2 separate regions of the Homo sapiens genome follow, and region 2 is linked to region 1. A link is a loop called in an ENCODE intact Hi-C map of the cell type or tissue named here. Cell type or tissue: IMR-90. All regions are shown on one strand. Links, peaks and the distances in the headings refer to the core of each region. The heading gives the core; the rest is flanking DNA.

What was found. Peaks named below come from ENCODE experiments on the same cell type or tissue, not always from the same donor. Only the 100,000 strongest peaks of a DNase experiment are listed, where the experiment ranks them.
Region 2: it touches region 1 in a loop (2.5-fold over the local background); 1 of 110 quality-filtered maps calls a loop at or near these places.

Annotation. Positions count from the first base shown.
Region 1 is chr3:154,753,895-154,763,870 of GRCh38, forward strand. No RefSeq gene overlaps it. Among named protein-coding and RNA genes, the nearest start is that of MME, 320 kb to the right of the region's middle. In IMR-90, for the core only: a CTCF peak has its summit at 4,582 (motif pointing right); a DNase peak (open chromatin) is centred at 4,607.
Region 2 is chr3:155,237,118-155,247,442 of GRCh38, forward strand. LINC01487 (long intergenic non-protein coding RNA 1487) reads left to right here and starts at 3,828. Exons shown (of 3, transcript NR_125399.1): 1 at 3,828-3,861; 2 at 4,361-4,508; 3 at 5,784-6,007. In IMR-90, for the core only: no CTCF peak of the experiment used is centred there; DNase peaks (open chromatin) are centred at 4,654, 5,454 and 6,524; H3K27ac peaks cover 914 bases.

The sequences.
Region 1 (9,976 bases), core at 1-8,000:
TATACACATTCAACCTACAGAGGTTGAACCACAAAGAAATCCAAAACCTGGACAGACCAATAATAATGAGATTGAAGCCATAATAATAATAAAAAAAAATGTCTCCCAGCAAAGAAAAGCCAGATACCCCATGGTTTCACAGCAGAATTTAAATCTTTATTTAAAGAAGAAATAATACCAATTCTACTCAAGCTATTCCAAAAAATAGAGAAGTAGAAAATACTTCCACTCATTCTCTCAGCCAGTGTTACCCCGATACCAAAAATAAAGACACATCAAAAAAAAGAAAACTACAAGCCATTATCCCTGATGAACACTGATGCAAAAATTCTTAATAAAATACTAAAAAATTAAATTCAACAGCCTGTTTTAAAAGATCAGCATGACCAAGTGGGATTTATCTCAGGGATGGAAGGATGATTCGACACAAACAAATCAATCATTGTGATGTATCACATCAACAGAATGGACAAAAACCAAATGATAATTTCAATTGGTGCTGAAAAACATTTTAAAACATTTAAAAAACTGGCTTACAGAAGGAACAGACCTCAACACAATAAAAGCCATACATGACAGACTTATAGCTAGAATTACACTGAATGGGGAAAAAACTGAAAGCCTTTCCTCTAAAATCTGGAACAAGAAAAGGATGTCTGCTTTTACCACTGTTAGTCAACATACTACTGAAATTCCTAGCTAGAGCAATCAGACAAAGGAAATAAATAAAGGGTATCCAAATTGGAAAAGAAGTCACATTATCTTTGTTTGCAGATAATACAATCTTATATTTGGAAAATTCTAAAGAGTCCACCAAAAAAACTGTTACAACTAAGAAATAAATTCAGTAAAGCTGCAAGATACAAAATCAACATACAAAAATTAGTAGCATCTCTATATGCCAACAGCATGCAATCTGGAAAATAAATCAAGAAAGTAATCTCATTTACAATAGCTACAAACTTAAATACCTAGAAATTAGCCTAACCAAGGAAGTGGAATATTTCTACAATTAAAACCATAAAACGCTGAAGCCAGAAATGAAAAAAGGACACAAAAAAATGGAAATATAGTCCATGTTCATGAATTGGGAGAATCAACATTTTTAAAATCTCCTAACTATACCCGAAGCAATCTACAGATTCAATGCAACCCCTACCACATTCTTCACACAATGTGGGTGATGAGATTATTCACAGAGTGAATAATCTATCAATGACACTCTTCACAAAAATATAAAAACAATTCTAAAATTTACATGAAATTACAAAAAACCCAGAATAGCCCAAGCCATCCTTTTTAAAAGAACAACACTGAAGGAATCACATTACCTGACTTCAAGCCATACTACAGCGGTATAGTAACCAAAACAGCATGGTATTGGCATAAAAACAGACACACAGACAAATTGAACAGAATAAAAAACCCAGGAATAAATTCATACATCTACAGTGTATTTTTTGACATAGGTGCCAAGAGCATACATTAGAAAAAGGACAGTGTCTTCAATAAATGGTGCTGGGAAAACTGGATATCCATATGCAGAAGAATGAAACTAGACATCCATCTCCTGCCACACACAAAAATCAAATAAAAATGGATTAAAGACTTAAATCTAGAACCTCAAACTATGAAACTGCTAAAAGAAAGCATTGGGGAAAACTCCAGGTCATTGGTCTGGGCAAAGAGTTCTTGAGTAATACCCACAAGCACAGGCAACCAAAGCCAAAATGGATAAAAGAGATCACATCAAGTTAAGAAGCTTTTGCACTGCAATGGAAACAAACAAGGTGAATTGACTCTCCTTAGAATGGGAGAAAATATTTGCAAACTACCTATCTGAGAAGGGACTAATAACCAGAATAAATAAGAAATTCAAACAACTCAATAGGAAAAAAAAAAATCTAATACTGTGATAAAAAAATTGGGCAAAAGATTTGAATAGACATTTTTCAAAAGAAAACATACAAAGGGCAATCAGGTATATGAAAATGTGCTCAACACCATTAATCATCAGAGAAATGCACATCAAGACTACAATAATATATCATCTCACCAGTTAAAATGCTTTCTATACAAATGACAGGCAATAACAAATGCCAGCAAGGATGTGGAGAAAAGGGAATCCTTGTACACTGTTGCTGGGAATGTCAACTAGTACAACCACTATGGAGAATAGTTTGGAGGTTCTTCAAAAAGTAAAAATATAGCTGCCATGTGGTTCTGCAATCCCATTGCTAGGTATATCCCCAAAGAAACGAAATCAGTATATCTAAGAGATATCTGCACTTCTATGTTTCTTGCAGCATCATTTACAATAGCCAAGATTTGGAAGCAAACTTTGTGTCCATCAACAGATGAATGGATAAAGAAAATGTGGTACATATACACAAAGGAGTACTATTTATTCATGAAAAAGGATGAGATTCTTCATTTGCAACAACATGAATGATACTGGAAGTCATTATGTTAAGTGAAATAAGCCAGGTATAGGAAGACAAATTTCACATGTTCTCACTTATTTGTGGGAGCTAAACATTAAAACAATTGAGCTCATGAAGATAGAGAGTATAAAGATGGTTACCAGAGGCTTGGAAGAGTAGTAGGGGTTGTGGGGGAAAAGTGGGAATGCCTTAATGAGTACAAAAGATAGAAAGAACGAATAAGAACTACTATTTGATATTACAACAGGTTGACTATGGTCAATAACTTCATTGTACATTTAAAAATAATTAAGATTATTATTGGATTTTTTGTCACACAAAAAAATTAATGCTTGAGGGAACATATACCCCATTTACCCTGATGTGATTATTACATGTTGTATGCCTATATCAAAATATCTTAGGTACTCCATAAATATATACACCTACTATGTACCCACAGAAATTAAAAATAAATTTTTTAAAAAATATAAAGAATAAAGACAATTTAAGAAAAAGAAAAAAATACAGTGTAACTTAATTTTTTTCCAATTATGAGTGATGTTGATCACTTCTTTATATTTAAGAGCCATTATTATTATTATTGTGTGACTATTCTATTTATATTTGTGCCCATTTTTGTGTTGGAATTTTTGCCTTTTTACAAACATTATACAAATCTAAAAAAGTGTATATTACAAAATATACTGGGCAGCTATGCAATATAAAATATACAAAATATACTACTATACTAGTATACAAAATATACTATGCAACTATATAAAATAATATAAAATATACTAGAGATTGAAGCCAAAATAAAAAAGTCTCCCAGCAAAGAAAAGCCAGAGACCCCATGGTTTCATGGCAGAATTTAAATCTTTATTTAAAGAAGAAATAATACCAATTCTACTCAAGCTATTCCAAAAAATGGAGGAGTAGAAAATACTTCCAAACTCATTCTCTCAGCCAGTATTACCCCGATACCAAAAACAAAGACACATCAAAAAAAGAAAACTACAAGCCATTATCCCTTATGAACACTGATGCAAAAACTCTCAAAAACATACTAAAAAAATTAAATTCAACAACCTGTTTAAAAAGATCATCATGACCAAGTGGGATTTATCTCAGGGATAGAAGGGTGATTCAACACAAACAAATCAATCACTGCTTTCATGCTACAACAGCGGAGCTTAATTTTTTGCGACAGAGACCACGTGGCCTGTAAGTCCCAAAATATTTGCTAACGGCCAGGCGTGGTGGCTCACGCCTGTAATCCCAGCACTTTGGGAGGCCGAGGCAGGAGGATCACGAGGTCAGGATATCCAGACCATCCTGGCTAACGCGGTGAAAACCCGTCTCTACTAAAAATACAAAAAAATTAGCCGGCCTAGTGGCAGACGCCTGTAGTCCCAGCTACTCAGGAGGCTGAGGCAGGAGAATGACGTGAACCCGGGAGGCGGAGCTTGCAGTAAGCCGAGATTGCGCCACTGCACTCCAGCCTGGGCGACAGAGCAAGACTCCGTCTCAAAACAAAACAAAACAAAACAAAAAAATTTGCTAACTAGTGTTTTCCAGCAAAAATTAAAAACTACTGTTCTACATCATACCAACCATAGCCAAACTTCAGGAGTTCCAGTGAGGAGTTCATTCTTCAACAGCTGTCTGATGTTTTACATTGCTAAAGTTACACAATTCAGTTTTCATCCTCAGTGATATCAAAGAAAGCAACTGGATATTTAAAGTGCTGATTTAAATAGTGATATTTATGTCTGTGTACAGAAATTAGCATTTAAAAATCATATCTTTCTATTGAATCATAAGCTTCTTTATTGGATTTAAAAAAAAAAAAACGTAAACTGATTTTTATTGAACATACCAGAGTGCATTTATATTTCTGGGCCTGGCTTTCCCAGTGAGCAAAGAGAACAAGTTGAACACCAGGGTCACTCCCCGTATTGACATGTTTAAAAGAGCATTAAACTAAGAAAGACTATTAACAAATGACTTGGAAGGTTATTAGAATTTTTATCCTCTATAATAAAAGTCGATCTTCTCAAGTGTTTATTTTGAGATTCAATTTCAAAGGGTTTTATATAAATAATCTAGAAAGCCGGTTCGTTTCTTGCTGGAAACATTATTGTTATCACTAGAGGGAGCTGGTTTTACATAAAATTAATGTATGTAGGCCTGTATCTAGAAAAAGACAGAAAAGCACTTTGTGGTTCATGTTAAGAAAAAGAACAAAATCCTTTTCAAAATATTTTTTCTGCTAATAAATTGTACTTGTCAAGGAATTATAAACTGAAAGTTTGCTTCAAAATACTGTAATCTCTGTTCCCAAGAGAATTTTTGATACTCTAAATGTGATAGTGGAATAAACATTCTATGGGGGTATCACTTAATTTTCATATAGTAGTATTGATGTCTGTAGTCTTTTCATTGTTCTTTAAATTTATCCTACTTTAATTTTCTTTAAATTTATCCTACTTTAATTTTCTTTAAAATGGAATTTTGTCATTGTATAGTTTGAACAATATGCTAAGCAGAGTTGCAGAGTACAGAATAAGATTTTGGCTAAATTGTCTATCTATTTAATATAAAAGATATAAACATTCTGGTGTTACTTTGAAATGCCTGATTTTCAGTGAGTGCTAAAATGAAAAGAACCATTAAGTATTTGCTTTAACTTAAATACTTTCTTACATGTAAGTACTATTGTATTGATAACTGTCTCAAATTTATGTAAGTAAATTTACATAAATGTACGTAGGTCACATGCAGAGTAAACTTACGTAAGAACCAGATATTCAGCCAATAGCCAATAGCTTTGGCTAACTGGGAACTTACTAAATTCACTGTGTTTCCTTGAGACTTTTTATTTGGAACTCTAACTACTAAGTTTTAAAATAGGGCTAATTCATCTCTCTACGCTTTCTCTGATGCATGGATATCAATGCTTATAAATTATTTATAAATCTCCTTTCAAGTTGAGCAAACCTCTAATTTCAAAACAGGATTGAAATTGATAGAACATGTTTGACCAGGTGAATGGAGTTTTAATCGGTAAATTATTTCAGACAGTGAGGAACCGGCCTTTGTTAACTCATTGACCCATTTAAACCTCTGCCCACCACACACACACAAATTCTTCTTGCCAAATTCAATGATCTACATCAATTTTTAAAAAATTCAGATTATGCCCTTGCTTGATAGCATTTTTATGCTACTAAACGAAAAGATGTTTGGCATTTCTTTTATGTCATAACTTTTCACCTTTAGTCAAGTTTTTAAATTCATAATCTTGAGTAAATATCTGTGTAGCTGTTCTTGAATCAACCAAAGAAAAATAAAAATATTACTGTCTAAGTTAACGAATGTTCATTAGTTGCTCATTAATTATAATTGGACCTACCAATAATGAAGTAGAAAAAAGGGTAAGGATTTGATTTAAAAGACAGTTGTTTTTCTTTCAAAGAAAGAACCAACTGGAAAACAAAACAAATCTGACGATGGCTTTTGTTTCTTACCTATTCTGGTCTCAGTAACCAGTGGTAAACAATGAGGTTTGTTGTTGTGTCTGCTAAGAAGAATATGAACAGATATTACAAGCCACAGTAAATTGTTCAGTGGGTTTTCTCTGTAGAACTTGTTGATTTGAATCATAATGGGGTTTCAAGCAACTTGATAAACCTTTGTCAAGATTTTTAAGTGGAAGAAAAAAAATGATGAAATGTACAACTTGTAGAATTTGTTTTTCCTAGTGTGGTCCCAAATGGCGCCATCCTTTCACTCTCCCAGTGTGCTCTAATGAAGAAGGGACATAGAGGTCATTGAGGTCAACGGCGAATCAGCAAGAGCTGACAAGATGTGATTCTTGGCACTTAGAATGGCTAAATGCCACCAACCCCTCCAGACTATTTTCCAAATATTTTGCATTTTACAAAGACCAAAGACTTTGACCAAACTGTTTCTCTCTCCACTCCATTTTTAGCTCTAAATTTATACTTATAAAGCAAACTCAAACCAGGACTTCTGAATAACACGTTGTTAAGCAGTTTGAAGTGGTATGGAACCTATCCTCAAATTATGTGTAGGCCTCTCAGCCCTTAGAACTGGAAGCTGGGAAGTTGATCACTATTTTCACCTTCTAGTTGGGAGACAGTGAGGTTAAGGAGACCCAACCAAGTTAAATTCAGGCTTTTTTTTAACTTGTTGTCCCTGAATGGAGTTTTGGAGGTCTTTGAAATCTTAGAAATGCTATGTAAATTTTTATGTTATGTATATGTGTGGATATTGCTGGTATATAATGTTCATGATTTTACCAGAGTCTCAAAGGGTCCACAAAAACTTAATATGTTGAAAGCAATTAAAAAAAAACAAAAAAATTATCTTCTGGAAAATGTAAGCTTCTCCACTTAATCTTCACAGCAATTCTGTAGATTGGCTGTTACAGCCAATGGTTAATACAGATTCTAGAAACAGGCTGCCAAGATTCCAATTTCAGTTCTGCCACTTATTAGCTGTATGAACTGACTTTTTGTACCTCAGTTTCCTCATATGCAAAATGAAATAATAGTAGTACCTATTCCATAGGGTTATTATGAGGAATAAATGAGGTAATATTTGTAAAGTACCTATTCCTTGCTGCAAGATAAATGGTGAGTGTATATGTGTGTGTGTGTGTGTGTGTGTGTGTGTCAAAAACACTAAATATTAATCCCCAGGGTTTAGACGATGAAACTATGTTAAGAGATTTGCCTAAAATCACATTGCTTGTAAGAGGAAGAAATAGGTCTAAAATTCAGAGGGGTTGTTTTGTTTTCTTTTGTTTCCATTTAAATCCTGCTAATCATTGGCCCTAATCAGTTCTGTGTGTGTGGTCTCTTAGCTTCCATTTCCTCTCTATTCCACCACCCCACCCTGCCCAATGTTGTCCTTTTTTTTTTTTTTTAGAGATGGAGTCTTGCTCTGTTGCCCAGGCTGGAGTGCAGTGGCATGATCTCAGCTCACTGCAACCTCCGCCTCCCAGGTTCTAGCAATTCTCCTGCCTCAGCCTCCCAAGTAGCTGGGACTATAGGCACCCGCTGCCATGCCCAGCTATTTTTTGTATTTCAGTAGAGATGGGGTTTCACCGTGTTGCCCAGGCTGGTCTTGAACTCGTGAGCTCAGGCAATCCACCCACCTCAGCCGCCCAAAGTGCTAGGATTACAGGCGTGAGCCACCATGCCTGGCCCCAATGTTGTACTTTTAAAATCATTTTATATGCATCTTCCACCGCACTTTGCTCTCAAAACTTCAAAATCTCCCCGTTATCTGGTTTGAATCAAACTTTAATTTAAAACAAGGAATTGTTGGAGCACTAATCTATGAGAGGTGGTGAATTACTAATGCCGTATTAAAATAAAATTTATTTACCCAAACTGCTCTCCTAGAGAGTAATTTAAAATGAGATAGAGAGAAGTTCACCCACTCCTTCCCTCCTACTGCATGTGCAGTCACACACACACACACAAACACACATACACACATACACACACACAGACACACACACACACCCCTCAGACAAACTCAAATCGAATTGCTCCGGCTAATTTTAGTGCTTTTCTTTTGGTAAAAAGAGTATCTAAATTTGCGGCAAATTCAATTGTTCTGGACAAGAGAGGAGAGATTGATCCCTATCACCTAATATATAGGGCTTCTTTGTCCCTTCTCTACAGAGCAGTTAAGCTGCAAGACCCTGAAATTATTGACCAAATACTAAAAGAACAAATATTTGAAGGGGCACCAATTATTAACCTACCCAACATGACCAGCTTAGAATCCTTCCTGAGTACCCTCAAGTTTTCATCTAGCCCCGATTCAGATCACAGGTTATAAAACCTTTACTATACAATTCTGTCTCACTTGGAGTACCTCATTACCTGGAATAGAAGTCATGTCAGTGGCTGGGCGCAGTGGCTCATGCCTGTAATCCCACCATTTTGGGAGGCCAAGGTGGGTGGATCACAAGGTCAGGAGTTCAAGACCAGCCTGACCAATGTGGTGAAACCCCTTCTCTACTAAAGATACAAAAATTAGCGGGGTGTGGTGGCGTGTGCCTGTAATCCCAGCTACTGGGGAGGCTGAGGCAGGAGAATCATTTGAACCCTGGAGGTGGAGGTTGCAGTGAGCCGTAATCACACCACTGCATTCCAGGCTGGGTGACAGGGCGAGACTGTCTCAAAAAAAAAAAAAAAAAAAAAAAAAAGCAAGTCATGTCAGCATTTCAGTCCATTAGGTTCTTTATGTCTCCTAGTCCTCATTCTTCCTCATCCAAGTTATCACAAATGAGGAGAATGGGTTTCTTTTCTATGACTACCAAATGCATTACGTAGTAGTGGAAATTCCATTGGTAAAATCATCACCAATAAATGTAGTTTCAAATCCTGTTTCCTCACTTGTTTGCCACAATACCTAGAGAAATTTAAATAGATTTCACTGAGCTTCATTGTCTTCTTCATCTATCAAACTGCAAAATAGCATCTGTTTCAAGGGTTGATATAAGGGTAAAATAAAATACCATACAAAAAATATCTTGGCATAGAGCAGCTGCTCAATAAATGCTAATTTGTTTCATTACATTGTAGCTAAAGATTTATTGTATAAATATAATTTGTTATATTCTTGAGTGTTTTACAGTTTGCAGAGAGAGCCTTTACATACATCATTGCATTTGCTCCTCATGATGAGTCTGTGAAACAAAAACTATGATCATTATCCTACCAATACAGAAATGGTGTATGATAATGATGAAATGGTTTGCCCTCCAACTACAGTTTCAGAGCTGGGACTGAAAAACATATCATTTTAAAAATTTTGTCAATATTTAAGTTTATTTTTCATTCATTATCAGTGTCTCTTTTTTGTTTGTTTACTTTTAAAATATTTTAAAATTAGCTTTAATTATAAGAAGTATTAATATATACATTATCATGGTTAAGAAAAATCTACAAAATAAATGTATATATAGGTCATCCCCTTTCTAAGACTCTCCAAAGAGGCTTCTTTTATTTTTAAAAATAATTTCAACTTTTAGTTTCAATGGGTACATGTGCAAGTTTGTAACATGGGAGTATTTCATGATGCTGAGGTTCGGGATACAGAGGATCCTGTCACCAGGTATGGAGCATAGTACCCAACAGGTAGTTTTTCAGACCTTGCTCCCTTCCCTCTTCTACCACCTCTAGTAGTCCCCAGTGTTTATTGCTCCCATGTTTATTTCCATGTGTGTTCAATGTTTAGCTTCCACTTATAAGTGAGAACATGCGGTATTTGGTTTTGTTTCTGTGTTAATTCACTTAGAATAATGGCTGCCAGCTGCATCCATGTTGTCACAAAGGATATAATTTCATTTTTTATGGCTGTGTAGTATTCCATGGTGTATATGTACCACCCTTTCTTTATCCAATCCACCACTGATGGGCACCTAGGATGATTTCTGCTAGTGCACGTGTCTTTCTAGTAGTATGATTTATTTCCTTTAAATATATATAATAATCTCATTATTA
Region 2 (10,325 bases), core at 1,585-9,584, 480 kb after region 1:
TGATATTAGGTTGTTAATTTGAGATCTTTCTAACTTTTCAACGTGTGCTATAAACTTCCCTCTTAACACTGTTTTGTCTGTGTCCCTAAGATTCTGTTATCTTGTAATTTTGTTCTCATTAGTTTCAAATAATTTGATTTCTGCTTTAATTTCATTATTTAATTTCATTATTTACCAAGAAGTCATTCAGGAATACATTGTTCAACTTTCATGTAATTGTATGGTTTTGAGCAATTTAGCATTTGTTTTTATTGTGCTGTGGTCTGAGAGTCTGGTTAATATGATTTGGGTTTTTTTAAATTTGCTGAGGATTGTTTTATGCCGGATTGTGTGGTTGATTTTAGAGTATGTGCCATGTGCAGATGAGAAGAATTCTGTTGTTTTGGGGTGGGGAATTCTGTAGATGTCTATTAGTTCTATTTGGTCAAGTGTCAAGTCAAGTCCTAATTATCTTTGTTGTTATCTGTCTGATTCTGTCAGTGGAGTTTTAAAGTTCCTCACTGTTATTGTGTAGTTAATCGAAGTCTCTTCATAGGTCACTAAGAACTTGCTCTATAAATCTGAGTGCTCCTATGTTGGGTGTGTATATATTTAGGATAGGTCTTCTTATTGAATTGAGCCCTTTACCATTATGTAATTCCCTTTCTTTTTTTTTTTTTGTCTTTTTTGTTCTTTGTTGGTTTAAAGTCTGCTTTGTCTGCAATTAGAATAGTAACCCCTGCTTTTTACTGTTTTCCATTTGCTTGGTAGATTTTTCTCCATCCTTTACTTTGAGTCTATTGATTTGATTGCATGTGAGATGGGTATCTTGAAGAGAGCATATCGTTGGGTTTTGCTTCTTTATCCAACTTGTCCCTCTGTGTCTTAATAGGGGCATTTAGCCTGTTGACATTCAAGGTTAGTATTGATATGTGCAGATTTGATCCTGTCATTGTTTTGTTAGCTGGTTATTAGGCAGATTTGTTGGTGTGCTTGCTTTATAGTGTCACTGGTCTATCTATTTAAGTGTGTTTTTGTAATGGCCAGTAATGGTCTTTCCCTTCCATATTTAGCACCTCCTCTGTACCACTTGTAAGGCAGGTCTGATGTCAAAGAATTCCCTTAGCATTTGCTTGTCTGAAAAATATCTTATTTCGCCTTAGCTTATGAAGCTTAGTTTGGCTAAATATGAAATTCTTGGTTGGAAATTCTTTTTTTAAGAATGCTGAATATAGGCCTCCAATATTTTCTAGTTTGTAAGGTTTCTGCAGAAAGATCTGATGTTAGTCTGATTGGGTTCCCTTTGTAGGTGACCCGCCCCTTCTCTGTAGCCACCTTCAACATTTTTTCTTGCATTTTGACCTTGGAGAATCTGATAATTGTATCTTGGGGATGGTCTTCTTGTGTAGTATTTCACAAGTGTTCACTGAATTTCCTGAATTTGAATGTTGGCCTCTCTTGCAAAGTTGAGGAAATGTTCATGAGTGATATCCTGAAATACGTTTTCCAGTTTGCTTGCTTTTTCTTCCTCCCTTTCAGGGACGCCAATTAGTCGTATCTCAGGTCTCCTTACATAATCCCATATTTCTCAGAGGTTTTGTTCTCTCTTCTTTATTGTTTGTTCTTTATTTTTGTCTGACTGAGTTATTTCAGAGAGCTAGTCTTCAAGCTCTGAGATTCTTTCTTTAGCTTGTTTGAGTCTGCTGTTAATATTTGCAGCTGCATTCTAAAATCCTTAAAGTGAGTTTTTCAGCTCTATCGGATTAGTTTTGGTCTTTCTTTAAATGACCATTTCATCTTTCATCTCCTGTATCATTTCACTGTATTCCTTAGAATTCTTGGATTGGGTTTTGACTTTCTTCTGAATTTTGATGATCTTCATTTCTATCCATATTCTGAATTATATTTCTGTCACGTCAGCCATTTCAGCCTGGTTAAGAACCATTGCTAGGGAACTAGTGCAGTTGTTTAGAGGTAAGAAGACACTCTAGCTTTTTGAGTTGCCAAAGTTCTTGTGCTATTTTTTTCTCATCTTTGTGGGCTGATGTTCCTTCAATCTTTGAAGTTGCTGTCCTTTGGATTTTTTTTTTAATCCTCTTTGACATCCTTGGGAGTTTAATTATGGTATAAGGTAAGTTCAGTTAACTGGCTTCATTTCTGGAAGATTTTAGGGAGCAAAGCCTCAGCTCGGAACTCCTGAGATGCATACTCTAACTTTTAGGGGCTGGTATCAGGCCCCTGGCTTTGTTCTGTGACCCCCTCAAGGTTAGGATCCTGCTGCCCTGGAGAGGCCAAGGTGTTCCCAGACTGCTGGTCACAACACTCCAATAGGTGGTGCCATCCAAAGCACTTTTTTGGGCACTGGCAGCAAGATCCATCCTCATTCTAATGTGCCATCAGCAGTGACAGCACACTGGTGTACATGCTCATAGACTGAGGCAGGGCACTGATTGCCACAGAGGTGCTGGCCTCTGTGTGGGCATTCACAGTGGTGGTAGTGGTGGTGGCATGGCAAGGGGTACAGGAGCTACCAGCATCTATGTGGCCAGCAGCAGTGTCAGTGTGGAGGTGGGGCTTTGGCAGGCACAGGGCTGATGTTCTCTGTGCATGCAATTGCACCAGCAGCAATGGCAGCTCAGGACAGGAAATAGGGCTGCTGGTCTCCTTTTGTGCATTCCCCATTGACAATGGTGTCACGGTAGGAGGGTAGGGTCCATTCATGGCAGCAGCAGTGGCATGCTGGAGTGCACATGCACACATGCGCCAGCGGGGAAGAGGAGGCAAAGTATGCATTCCCCCCAATCAAGTAATGTGGGGGTTAGCTGTGGGCGAGTGCATGCCAGCAAAATGCATGGGGGAGGCTGTGGTATGGGGGAGATGGGTGGGCTAGCACAGGTCAGCAGGGCCTGTTCTGCTGGAGATCTCCAATGGTCAGGCATGGTCTGCCAGTGCAGGAGCTATGATGCAGTTCCCTCAGAGGCACCCTGGCTGGGCATCCAAGGCTGCAGTACAAGCAGGTGCACCCAGGCTGGGGCCCCGGAAGAGGCCAGCAGACAGGGGTGCACTTAGGTCAGATTGGCCCCATTCCATGGGCATGATCATCCTGCTATATTCTGATCCAACAGTTCATGTAAGGCTAAAGTATCCTAGGGAAGCAAGGCAACCCTTGAGGGATAGGTGCTTCTGGCCATGATCTGCTGTAGACATTGCTTCACAAAACCCTCTGAGCTCCATACCGGCTGGAATTCTGCTCCTACTACCTCTCTAAGCAGCTCTCCCTGCCAACTCAAGTGTCCATGAGGGATGTGGGGTCTCCTGCTGCCAGATTTCCAGAGGTCCATGGTGAGAGCAGGTTGCTCCTTGCCTGCTCAACTCACCCTTTCCCCAGGAGTTATTGGGGGCCAGGAATGAGTCCCCATGTGTGGGAGCCCAGTCTAGTGTTCCCAGCCTCCTTGCCCTTCAGCCCAGCATCTGTGTTCTCCCTCCATTTATTTTCAATGCCTTCTCTGAAGATCTGTTTGGAATGCACCAGTCCTCTGGATTTCCTGGTCCCTTGGTGGCAGATGTTCTTTCCCACTGTGTCTAGTCAGCCATCTTGCCTCCCTCACATTTCCATGGTCAGAAGCTTAACCAGATCTTCTGATCAATGTCCCAAAGGCTGTAATCAACATCTGAGGTACGAAGGTCTTCTTCCAAGCTCACCTGGGCTGGGCTGTCTGCTCCCCATTTCAATGCTAGGTGCCACAGGCTCAGGGCCTCTTGGGCTCTGGGAGGAGACGCAGTGGAAGACAAGGCCATTATGAGGTCACACCAGAGTCGCCTAGCACTGTTGCCACCTCATGGTCTCCAGCATCCAAGGAGAGTGTGGGCAGCTGGAGCCAGGTCCTCCTCCTCCTCCTTCTCCTCTTCTTCCTCCTTCGTTTCTTCCTTTCCTCCTCCACCTGCCTATTGCAGAGCAGCAGAAAGCAAAGGAGCTAGAAAAGGGTGAAATCAATTCTTTTTCTGTAACCTTTTTGCTTTGCTTTTATTAAGTTCTTAAGGCTTTTGGTCTTGAGTCCTAGATAAGATGCAAATAATTCTGAAGGGATCATAACTTTTAATATTATCAGTGGATATTTAAGAAAAAAATAAAACCATAAGATAGACTGATAGATAGTAGAGAATAAAAAGAAGATTCAGGAGAGGCCATGGGGAGGCAAAGGAAGAGAAAGGAGTGGAGAGTGTGCATGAGTGTGTGTGAGTGTGTGTGTGTATGAGTGCATGTGAGAGAGAGAGGGTGGGGGAGGGAGGGAGAGAGAGAGTGAGAGAGGGAGAAAGAGTGGAAATTCTAGAAAGAAATTGCCTCTTCTTCTGTTCAACTACTTCACTGTTTTGTCAAAAGTTAGCACTGCCTCTAAGGTCTCCTGCAACTCACCCACCCACCCCTCTTACTCCATGGTATTCAACTTCTAAACTAAGAGGAAAGCCCGAGCTAGAGGTCCTATGCATCAATCAGGGAAGAGATATTGAGAAGAATAAACAGAGAAACTGTAAGTGCCTGAACACTACATAAGGACAATGAATAATTGCTTGGTTCTAAGACGGGCCTGGCCTGAACAGATCAGGCCACAGTTAGCCTGTTCCCAGGACACTTGGCGGTCATTAGTCCCAGAAAAGGAATCATTGCATTTGATCCTATGAGAAGCCAAGCATGCTTTCCTGATGAAACAGCATGCCAGCAGATTAGGATATTGCTCTGAGGCAAAAGGGAACATATGGAAACTATCCTGAGAAGGATATAAAGTAATAATTACCCGACAGATTGACCCAGACAACGTAATCATTGTGGGGCCAATGTAGAAAAAGAGCATTTTATTAATATAATTTTTCTTTTTCTTTAACACAGCTAGTCATTCTTTTCAAATTATGCTGCATGGGTCCAACAAAAAGCAGCAGAAGAAATATTTGCTTTTGATTAAATGCATTGTTGGTTTCCTTAGAAAACGAAATTATCTGCAAAACATAATACATTTTAGTTGATTTACAGAAATTACCTCAAAAATGAAGCTCAAGAGAATTTCACACCAGGAATCTCAACTTTTTAAAGAAGAAAGAATAGACAAGAGTTGAAAAATCTTCTCCATAGTATCGTATGTCTGGAAAAACTTAGCACTTTTAAGAAAAAATGGCATGAATAAAACAATGGTATTAGTACTCCTTTTTTGGAAAAACATATTCACATGTATGATTTGGAGAGAACATTTGCTTTTGTCAAATGTGTCAGAGCCCTTCATTGGGTGCACTGATACTACTCATCTCAGCCTTCATGGCAGAATGATTTCTAGTAGAATCATGCCTATGCCAACCAACATTAAGGAGTTATGTGAGTTCCCTTAACATTAGCATATTTCTCTCCCTTAGGAAAGGGTATAGATGAGAGTGAATGCTAAAAAGAAGGAACCATGACACATAAACCAGACCATATGCTTGGCTCTCACTTAGAATGAATCAGAATAGTTGGAGCAATAGCACAGGCATTTGCTAAGTACCCATGCCCACTGGTCTACCAAAAACTGGTTCTCTCCAAATCACAAATGTGTATATGTTTTTCAAAAAAAAAAAGAAGACTAATACCATTGTTTTATTCATGCCATTTTTCTTAAAAATGTTAAGTTTCACCAGACATACAATATTGTGAAGAATATTTTTCAACTCGTGTCTATCCTTTCTTCTTTAAAAAGTTGAGATTCCTGGTATAAAATTCTTCTGAACTTTATTTTTGAGGTAATTTCTGTAAATAAACTAAAATGTATTATGTTTTGCAGGTATTTTTTCTCTCAACTAAAACATCCATTTTAATCAATATTTGGCAAGAAAATATATACCTGTTTCATCTTCACTGGTTATTTCCATAAACTGGAAAGAAGGACTGTCTAAATGGTAGTTATGTCCCATGAGATGTTTAAGCAAAAGGGAAAATTATACAAAAAAGAATGCCATATTTTGTCTGCGCCACCAGAATGACAATAAAAATTTATCATGCTAGAAAGTAATGCCGTGGTATCCAAACAGCAGCTGCTGAGATGTTGGTCCATACTGAGGGACCACAGCCTTTGCCTCCATGAATTCAGATGCCATCTTGTCCTTGGACTCCAAACCAAATGACATTGTTTAGACTGTACCCTAGAACCAGATATCCCTAAGAAGGCAAATTATTTGGAGAGACCTACCAAGGATTCTTATCTACTTTGGTCAGTGTTACTCAGTTTGACATTGAGTATTGCAGGGCGCTAAACAGAATTTACTTCAAGATGACTAAGGGAGCTCAGGTATTTGAATTCAGAGGGAAGAGCCACTTTATGGTGGCATCCAAAAACAAAGTAGATTCCTTGATGTAGGCTCACGCAAAATCCAACAAAATAAAAACTGGGAAACACCAGTTAAAGTATATGAATGGCTTTGATCTAACTAGCAGAAGAAGTAAACTCAGTAAGCATTTGTTATTTTAAAATGCTGAGTCACAGGTTAAAGAATGGTTTAGATAAACTCATGGTTTGTGGATTCATAATATAACCTTAAGAAAAGATGGTGATACTTAGTATACATTTTGTGGTTGATGTCAACAAGGTTAGTAATATCCTTCTGTAAAACAGGACTTGTTTCTTAGAACTGCAAAAGGACTGAAAGGTCATATAGTTCAATCTCCTAATTTTAGAGAGAGAGAAAACAAAAAGGCCTTTAGAGGCTAAGACTTGAATAAGATCCCACAGCGAGCTAATGACTCAAACTAGGTGCCAGACCAAGACACCGATTCTCAGTACTAGTACTTTTCTCCAGACCAGTATTTCCCAAATTGTGTACCTCAAATTTCTTGGTTTGATTACACACACACACACAAACACACATACACACACACCCTTATCTATCTATATATTTATATATATGTATATCTCCTTTCTTAGTGATTCACAAAGCACATTATCATATTAAAAATTCTGAGTAATCTTTCAGTAAAGAAATCTGTTTAACTTTACTAAGCTCAACTTTTCCCAAACTTATTTGACCATGAAGCCCTTTTTGCCACTCAGTAATTAATTAACATCTCATGAAACTAAATCAGGAAATGTCTGCATCAAAACCTCATTTGTATTTGTAATTATTCTATTTGGTCCACTGGTTCATTTTTTTCAACCTGGTTAATGCAAGCTAGAAATATGAGCAGCAAATAAAAATAGATTCTTAAATAAAACCCCAACAGTTTCATTCATTCAACCAACTCATCACAGTAACAGTGAAATCCCAAGGTTACATGTACATAGACCAGCTGCATGGCACAGAGCCAACGGTGATCTCTATATTTTTGCACATTTGCAAATCAGTAAAGCATTGGCCCACTTTTTTCAAAGGCAGATGGCCATAAAATTAGATGTATACCAACTGATTTAAGAAAATTTTCTTTGACACTTACAGACTTTTTTTGTATAAAACAGAAAGTGAGTATCCCATACAACAGAATTATGTCTGTAGATTTTTGTTGAATCAAGAGTACACTTAGCTTTAGCGGTGAATCTTTATCTCTAAATAAAATGGAAGGAGATTCAAGCCAATATCTTATAGAGAGTTATAAAAGCTTCATTCTATTTTAAAACCTATTCATCAGTTTCCGTGGCATTGTCATTTCACCTTTGTGAAATGAGAATATTAGGCTGTCAAACTGGTATGGAAATTCTAAAATTCTTAAGTGTTTATATAATCTTCTGGCTTAAGAAAACAGATCTGGAAAGGCATCATTTGCGCTTGTCAAATGCGGCAGAGCCTTCTCATGCTACTCATCTCATTCCTCATGGCAGAATGATTTCTAGTAGAATCATGCATATGCCAACCAACATTGAGGAGTCATCTGATTTCCCTTGAGATTAGCATATATTTCTCTCTCTCCCTTTCTCTTTCTCTCTCTTTCTCTCTCTCTCTCACACATACACACACACACACACACACACACACACAGACACACACACACACATGCGCCTGGAAGGTACTTGACAGACTCTAATGATTAATTTTATGTGCCAACTTAACTAGATCAAGGGGTGCCCACATCGCTGGCAAAACATTATTTCTGGGTATGTCTGTGAGGTTGTTTCTGGAAGACTTTAGCATTTTAATAAGTAGACTGAATAAAGAAGATCCATCCTCTTTGGATGGATGTGTCAGGCATCATCTAATCCATTAAGAGTCTGAATATAACAGAAAGGTAGAGAAAGAGCTAATTTTCTCTCTACCCCGCCCCTCCCTTCCTTGAGCTGGGACATCCAACTTCTCTTGCCCTCAGACATCAGTGCCCCTGGTTCTTGGGCCTTTGGACTCCAAGATTTACACTGGTACCTCCTTTCTTGATTTTCAGGCCTTTCCCTAACCCTCCTGGTTCTCGGTCCTTCAGCCTTGAACTGGGAGGTAAACTATCAATTCCCCTGGCTCTCAGGCCTTCAGACTTGGAGTACATTACACCATTGGCTTTCCTCGTTCACCAGCTTGTAGATGGCATATCATGGGATTTCTCAGCCTCCATAATCTTGTGAGCAAACTTCCATAATGTGTGTGTGTGTGTGTGTGTGTGTGTGTGGTGTGTGTATGTACACATATCCTATTGATTCTGTTCTCTAGAGAACACTGACTGATACAGACTTTGGTACTGATGGTGGTTCTTAAAGAAACAGAATTTCTTTTCTGTTTTTCTGAATTGATTTTGGGGTTCCCAGGATTGGCTCTCTACACTAATTAGATTTTAAAATGCTAATGACTCTCTTTCCAGTAGTGAAAAAAAAAAGGCACTGACAGTCTATGGCATGATCTGGTTATAGAGATATGCAAAATATCTGCCTTGGATACTCCTATTCAACCACTCATAAGAAGTAAGGAACTGGGTACTCTGTTAACCTTCTCAGATGGAGGCACAAGACTTATTTTGTGATTGGCTGAATTACAACACAAGCTGAAGTCTCAGCTTCACAGAGTGTCTACTATTGTAGTGAGGATAGTCATTGGGAATAAATAGGATCCTGTAAGTTGAGATGGGGACATATGGAAAAACACTAATGAAGTTGGGAACATTGAGTCCTAAATTCGGGTAAATCTGCTTTGCCAGTGGAAGAGGTCTCTTCACCCCCAGAAAAAGCAGCCTCCCCACTGTCCCCCAGTTGTATCAACCTATCTGCCTCCATCTGAGGGGACTGAACCTGCATTGCCTGAGGAAATGATAATGGCCTCCTGTAAGGCAGTTCCCATTCAAGACAATATCAATTCTCCTCAGGGCCCACTCCTACCACCCCTTTTTGATTCTAGAGCTATAACTAGACTCAAGTCCCAGCAGACTCATGAGGAGGTATACTACACTCCAAAAGAACTACTTGTGTTTTCTACTTTATACAAGCAGAAATCCAGGGAACCCTTATGGGAATGGATATTAAGGGTTTGAGATAATGGTAGAAGGAGCATAAAATTGGATGAGGCTGAGTTCATTGATATAGACCCACCAAGCAGAGATTCTGCATTTACTGATACTGCTCAGAGACTAAGAAAGGGCTCTATCTGTCTGGTGGTTGGTTGCCTGAAACATGGTTCAAAAGACAGCCCACCTGCCTAATCTCCTCTGCTTTAATGTAGAGGAAGGGATTCAAAGGCTTAGAGAAATTGGAATGTCAGAGTGGATTTGTCATTTAAGACCTAGCTTTTACTAAATTTATTTTGAGAAATAAATGTGTGAGGGGATCCCTAGCATCCTTGGAGACATCCATGATGGTTCTTCTCTGTAGGCCAGACCCTAGAGTGTGAACTGCAGTCACTCAATTGGAAAACCTAAATGCAAAGGAAGTAATTGAATCCCGTGTCAGTACTCAACAGCCAGAGGCAAGGTGGCCATAGTTACCACAAAGGACAATGGCAACCAGAATAGTCTGATTCTCAGAGAACTATGAGGACAGCTAGTTAATAATGTGTTCCTAGAAGTGAAATAGATAGGAAGCCTACTAAATTCTTACTTGATCTGTATAAGCAGATAGTGAACAAAAGTCTAACTCATAAAGACAGAGAGTCTCAGCCCTTCAATTAACTCCCAGACTTGAGCTAGTTCGCAGACCTAGAACTCCTTGAATGAGGAGAGACCGGGTCCCTGCTAAGGAAGAACCCTGGTACACTACCAAAATTTCATACTGTTAATTTTTCTCTCAGCTTTCCCTAAAGGGACCCATGGCCTCTTAAAAAAGTAACTGTGCATTGAAGAAAAAGAAATAATCAGAACTTTGAATAACTGCTGGACAATGGTTCTGAACTAAAGTTGACCTTTGAATGATGTGGAGTCCGAGGTGCTG